Regions from separate parts of the Homo sapiens genome. Here region 1 is linked to region 2. A link is a contact called in ENCODE Hi-C or POLR2A ChIA-PET data. All regions are on one chromosome and are shown on one strand. The core of a region is the stretch at or near the end of the contact, and the rest is flanking DNA. Distances in the headings are between cores, read along the strand shown. Region 1 has its middle 20 kb from the start of ARAF. Region 2 holds the start of ZNF81 (zinc finger protein 81).

Evidence for each region. Hi-C counts contacts between places; a loop is a spot of excess contacts on that map. ChIA-PET counts read pairs that join two places held with the same protein, here RNA polymerase II (POLR2A). Pooled maps may share reads with other maps.
Region 1: a loop to region 2 is called in a map of sigmoid colon, with 7 times the contacts of the local background. The contact joins the enhancer-like site here to the promoter of ZNF81 in region 2. A Hi-C loop is called at or near these places in 3 of 168 maps with a recorded cell type or tissue (CD4-positive, alpha-beta memory T cell, MCF 10A and sigmoid colon), 1 of 37 single-sample maps with no recorded cell type and 18 of 50 pooled maps. POLR2A ChIA-PET finds 5 or more read pairs at or near these places in 4 of 52 experiments (AG04450, GM12878, OCI-LY7 and 1 more).

What each region holds. Positions count from the first base shown.
Region 1 is chrX:47,539,832-47,543,148 of GRCh38, reverse strand. No RefSeq gene overlaps it. Among named protein-coding and RNA genes, the nearest start is that of ARAF, 20 kb to the left of the region's middle. RefSeq lists an enhancer at 1,665-1,959. Within about 2 kb of position 1,813, at least 18 of the 41 ENCODE cell types and tissues checked have a DNase peak (open chromatin) inside an H3K27ac peak, as active enhancers do; they include sigmoid colon, where a contact is called at or near this core.
Region 2 is chrX:47,835,452-47,838,869 of GRCh38, reverse strand. ZNF81 (zinc finger protein 81) reads right to left here and starts at 1,968. Exons shown (of 5, transcript NM_007137.5): 1 at 1,883-1,968. RefSeq lists an enhancer at 1,841-2,220.

The DNA.
Region 1 (3,317 bases), core at 564-3,063, 300 kb after region 2:
GGAGTGCAGTGGTGCGATCTTGGCTTACTGCAACCTCCACCATCTGGGTTTAAGAGATCCTTGTGCCTCAGCCTCCCAAGTAGCTGGGACTACAGGCACCTGCCACCATGCCTGGCTAATTTTTGTATTTTTAGTAGAGACGGGGTTTCACCATGTTGGCCAGGCTGGTCTCAAACTCCTGACCTCAAGTGATCCACCCGCCTCAGCCTCCCAAAGTGCTGGGATTACAGGCGTGAGCCACCGCGCTCAGCACAAAATAAGCATTTTAAAATGCAAAACAAAATATGGTGGAAAAGAGAAGAAATCCCCTATCTTGGAACTAAAGAATGCCTACAAACATACTTATTCTGTATGTCTACATATATGTACATAGGACTTCCATGTCAGCAGGTTTGGCTCAAGGGTTTCCTGGCCCTTCCTTGTACTCACAGTTTAGAGAAGCCCTCCGTGTCTGCAATGGGTTTGATGACTGGGCCCATCCACGGGTACTGAGGAAGGCAATGCCCAGAGGGCAGAGGCCAGTTAAGGTCCAAGGAGATGAGGTCTCCCTGAAGAATAGTTGGAGGACTAAAGAATGAGTGGGGCTTAGCCAAGTGACAGCTGGGGTTGGAGTGATAGTAACAGTTCCAGTTTCCTAAGAAGAGGGGCTTGTGATCTAGATGAGGTCCCTTTTTCTTCGGAGGGTTGGGGAGTTCATGGTATGAAAAGTATCTGAATCTCTAAATATTTGTGGAATAAATGGGTAAATGATCCTTTCATTCAAAATATACTTTAATGACAGAAAGTCATCAGACAGGGTCTTCTCTTCCTTGAAATCAAGATAAAAATAACGGCACTTCATGGTGCAGTGTTTTTCATTTCTTTCTGGAAAAGATATCTGTACCCTCTGCACATAAGTGGGTGCTTCTACTTTTTGGCTACAAGGGTTAAAATGATCAGTTATATATATATAGGCTAAATAAATTACTTTCTTGTATATTATTTTACACATAAGCACCCACTTATGTTCTAAAAATTCTTTTAATACAGATTTTTAAAAATTGCTCCAAGTGTTTTTAATCTTTTTGATGGGCATATATTTACTTCCTGTCTCTTGCCTTTTTGTTGTTGTTTGTTTGTTTGTTTTGAGACAGACTGGAGTGCAGTGGCGCGATCTCGGCTCACTGCAACCACCGCCTCCCGGGTTCAAGCAATTTTCGTTCCTCAGCCTCCCGAGTAGCTGGGATTACAGGCGCCCGACACCACACCCAGCTAAGTTTCGTATTTTTGTAGAGAGAGGGTTTCACCATGTTGGCCAGGCTGGTCCCGAACTCCTGACCTCAAATAATCCACCCACCTTGGCCTCCCAAAGTGCTGGGATTAAAGGCATGAGCCACCACACCCAGCCGCTTTTTCAAACTATATTTTCTCTTTCTGAAAAGAGAATATTCAAAATAAAAGAAACACGATAATGGTGTAAAATCTGGGAAATTAAAGAATGGAGTGAAATAAGCCATAATCTCTTTAGTAGTAATCATGGTTTACCATTGTGATATATTCCTTTTTAATGCATTTTCCTCTGAAGGCTTTATATGTCTCTATATCTTTTAAATACATTTTAAAATGAGAATAGGAATCTGAGGGGAATAAAAGCTGTAATATAAAATACGCGCAGGCTCATTCACATGATGGAAATGTTTTCCAGAGCCACTGGGTATTCTTAGAAACCATTTCTACCGCCGCCTAGACTAAAAGGAAGTGCAGACACCGTCAGTTGTTAGCTGACCGGCTGCAACTGGAACCTGAGAGCCCTTTGGCTGGAGTGTGGGAGGAGAGGAATTCTCGTTCCTGATTTGCTGATTGGTGTCTGCAGTGTCTTCTGTGTATGCCTGACTGTGGCTCAGAATACAGGGCCCTCTGCTGGGCTATGTGGAAAATTCCATCCAGGGAATTTTCTGGAAAGAACCGAGCCATGGAGAATGTAGGGGAAATATTCTAAGAACTAAAGAAAACAACTAAGTACTCATTTGACTTGATACAAGTTGGAAACTGCTTGGCAGATACAATATTGACGTGGTCAAATTAGAAAGCTCACCCCCCACACACACATCCACCCTCCTTTTTGTTATAAACATCTGAGATGTACTGCTGTGTGAAGTTTATTTTTAAAAGTTAATGACTAAAATGGGCCGGGCACAGTGGCTCACGCCTGTAATCCCAGCACTGTGTGAGGCTGAGGTGGGTGGTGGTGCACACCAGTCATACCAGCTACTCGAGAGGTTGAGAGGTAAGAGAATTGCTTGAACCCTGGAGGCGGAGGTTTTAGTGAGCTGAGATCGTGCCACTGCACTGCATCCTGCTAGACAGAGCGAGACTCTCTTAAAAAGAAAAAAAAGAGTTAGTGACTCAAATGGTACACTTTTATCATCACTCTGGAAAGCAAAACTGTGTAATTTTAAATATTCATACGTTTATTATCTTCAAAATCTAAATGAACTTTTGTTTTTTATTTGTTTTTATTATTATTATTATTATTATTTTGGGACAAGATCTCGCTCTGTCACCTAGACTGGAGTGCAGTGGCGCTATCATAGCTCACTGCAGGCTTGAACTCACAGGCTCAAGCCATCCTCTCACCTCATCATCCCCCCCACCAACTGCAGCCCCACCACCACCTCAGCTCCCCCACCAGTAGCTGGGACTACAGGCGTGCACCACCATGCCTGGCTAATATTTTTTATTATCTTTGTAAAGACGAGGATCTCCCTATGTTGCCCAGGCTGGTCCCAGACTCCTGGGCTCAAGTCATCTTCTGTCCTTGGTCTCCCAAAGTGCTGGGATACACCCATGAGCCACCGCACCCAGCCTGTTTTTTTTTTTAAATATTAAACTTCCTATCCACCTGGAGTAGTGTAAACTTGTTCTGTGATTTGGCAGTTTTCTTCTCAGAATCACTTGTCTCTAGCCACATGTTGGAGCAGAGAATGTCATGAAACCATTGGTTTAGGTGCTGGGTGTAGGCTCATTCTTTGCTCCTCATATAACCTAGTTAGTTAAGATATTAACAAAAGAGAAGAGGGTAATATCTAAATATAGACTTTTATATAATGAGATACTAATACATCCATTAAAACAAATGCACTCACTTGGAAAGATGCCATTATTTTACTGCCAAGTGAATAAAAATAGCTTGCAGAGCAGTAAGTACTCACTGATCTCATTTTCCTTAAAAAAATTATCTTGGTATAAGATCAGCAAAATGTTCCAAAGCACATGCAAAGAATTAAAATTTTGGGGGGCCTAATTCATTGCTTTTTTTTCGTGACTTCTAATTTGTC
Region 2 (3,418 bases), core at 719-3,218:
GGCTGCAGTAAGCCATGGTCACACCACTGCATTCCAGCCTGAGGAACAGAGTGAGAGCCTGTCTCAAAAATAAAAAATAAAACCAGACAAAGATAGTATAAAAAAGAAAACTATAGACAAATATTTCCCATGAACTTAGATGCAAAAATCCTCAAAAAAGCATTAGCTAATCAATTCCTTCAATATATCCAAAGAATTATACATCACAACCAAGTAGGGTTTATTCCAGGAATGTAAGACTAGTTCAATATTCAAAAATCAATCAGCATAACCCTCCATACTGACAAGCTAAAAAAGAAAAAAAATCACAAGATCATCAAAATTCAGAGTGTTGATGAAATTCAACACCCATTCACGATAAAAACTACTTTTGAAATTAAAAATAGAGGGGAACTTCCTCAACCAAAAAAGAGGGTCCAAAAAAAGAAAGCCCTACAGCTAAAATCATACTTAATGGTAAAAGGTTGAATATTTTCCCCCTAAGACTGAAAACAATGCAAAGATGTCCACTCTCTTATTCAACATAGTACTGGAACTTCTTGCCAGTGTAATAAGGGAAGAAAAGCAGAGGTATAAAGATTGGAAAGAAAGAAATAAAACTATCCCTGTTTGTATATGACATGATTGCTCATGCAGAAAATCCAAGGAATCTGCCAAAAAAGGTGTAAAACCTAATAATTGAGCTCAGCAAGATTGCAGGATACAAGACCAACAGACAAAACTCAATTGTATTCCTATATATAAGCAACAATTTAAAAGATAACACCATTTATGACCACTCCAAAACAATTAAATACTTAGGTATAAATTGAATAAGACATGTACAGAACTTGGGTGATGAAAATTAAAATACACCATTTATAGAAATTTTAAAAGATCTAAATAAATAGAGAGACATACTATGTATATGGATTGGAAGACTTGGCACAGTTAAGACTTAACTTCTTCCCGAGTTGGTATACAGGTTTAATGCAATTCCTATCAAAATCCAAGCAAGATGCTTTGTAGATAGAGACAAGATTTTCTAAAATGCATATAGGAAAGGCAAGGGAACCAGAGGCATTAAAACAATTTTGAAAAAGAATAAAGTGAGAGGAATCACTCTATCCAATTCAAGACAGCAAGGTAGTACTGGCAGAGGGATAGACACATAGACAATGAACTGAATAGCAAACCCAGAAAGAGCCCACACACAAGTATGGCCAACTTATTTTTGACAATGGTGAAAGACAAGTCAATGGAGGAAAGATAGTCTTTTCAACAAATGGTGCTTCAGTCTGGACATCCATAAGCAAATTAATGCACCTCGACCTAAGTCTCATACTTTATACAAAAAGTAACTCACAGAGGATCACAGACAGCAGTAAGGAGACACAGACAAATCACCATCACAGTGGAGAATTTCTCTCTCCTCGAAGTAATAGAAGAAGCAGACAAAAAAGGATAGATTTTCTATGACACAATTGACGACTAAATAATTAAATATTATTTTCAAGTTATATATAGAACGTTTCTAAAAATTCACCACGGACTAGGCCATAAGTCTCCTTATATTTCAAGGAATGAGCTTCACGTAGATATTTTTCTAACACAGAAAACTAAGGTTAGAGATCCATTACAGAGATAAACTTTTGCACACTGAAACCCCACTTTTGAATAACTCCCGGGTAAAAGACAAATGAATACAAGTTAACACTCTTAAAAAACATAATGCTCCAAACCCAATGGGGCTTAGAATGAACTTTAAGACCTTAACGGTGATGTTAGAAAAGAGAAAAGCCTGCAAAATGATGAGTGAATCATCCAACTCAAGTTAGATAAACGATTCCATCACTGGCCACACAGAATCGCCCAGCACTCACCCTCCCCGGCCCCCCATCACCTCCACATCCCTGGGCACTGAACGTCGAATCCTCCTGACAACTATCAAACCCCGGCTGAGAACCGGCGAGAACCGCAGCCGCTTCCGGTCACTACCCCTAGCACCGCCCTTTTTCGGGGTTTGGGACTTCACATGAATGAGGGAAGCGGAGGTTCCGCGCGTGCGCAAAACCACCTTTGAAGCTGCTGTTAGCCAGGAGTCAACATGGAGAAGTTACGGAAGTGGGTGCTTTGGGACGTTCGGTACCCCTCGGCGGCGTGGTCAGGTGGGGAACATGGCCGCGCCCACGTCGCGCTTCCCCATGGGATACACCATGTTGGAGGAGTGTCCATCCGTATTGAGGATGAGGACACCTCTGAACTCACAGAGCAGGCTGTGAGTTTAGAGCTGTCTGCTCTAAACTCAGGTGGAGCTGTCCCGCTGGTGGCAGGGAGCACGGGTGGGGACGTTTCTCTGGGCGGGCTAACTGGAGGAGGGGGTCTTTGGACCTGTAGTCTATGGATCTGTGTGATACCGCTCCGAGAAACTGAAGGGCCTCTTGGAAAGAATCAGGGGCGGCCGCGGCTATCTCCTGGCAGATACCACAGGATGAGAAGCGGGGAGATGTCAGGCTGGTTACAGGCTTCTCCTAGGACATACCACAAGGGGAGGAGGAGGAGGAGAAATCATGGTTATGCAAGCCCTCCTAGGATATGCCATGAGGTGGGAAAAAGGGAGAACTCAGAGTGCTGGGTTCCCCTCCTGCTGTGCCTGTGGGGCTTGGATGCGAGGTTTGAATGCTGCAGCAATTTACCTTATCTCCCACTCCATCTACCCCAGCTAAAAAGGGACTACGTAGTACCAATACTAATAATTTTTAATGTGTCCTTAGTCCAATGCAATATGTCAATAAAAATCTTTAGGAAACTTTATTATTTTTATTTCCTCATGAAGTAAAATATATGTGGTCATGGTGCCCTTACTTTGGAAATGTAGCTTTAATACAAGGCTCTGCTTCTACCCTTCAACCAGTTTGCTGCTCCATATCACCTCCAATGTGTAAATTCTGGAGATGCCCCTGCCCTCTGGGAGATGTCACTGGAGCAGAAGGGGAAGAAGTCGTGCAGTCCTTCACCTAAGAATGCCTATTCATCCTTCAAAATCAAGTTCAAATATCTCCTCCTCCAGAGAATCCTGACAGAGCTAGAAGCCTGTGTGCCCTCCTGAAAGCCTTTCTGAATCCTCAGGTGAAAAAAATATTTTGAGAGGACCTGGTGTAGGCTGAAGTGTGGACTTGCTGGGGGCTCTCAATCCAGTCTTATCCCCTCTGGCCCTCGGTTTAACAATCTCGAAGGTTAGAGGTGTCCTAGTCCAATTAGCCTCAAACTAATTTTTAGTCTGACAGATCCAGCAATCAATAAGGGAGACTGCACACCAGGGGCACCATGGGCAGCTCACTAAGCAAAGGAAAAGATAGAGTTCTTATAGGATTTTGAGGAATAGTGGAGTTCAGATGAAATTAAATGAAGCAGTGTTTTAGTGGGCTCAAAGGAAAGC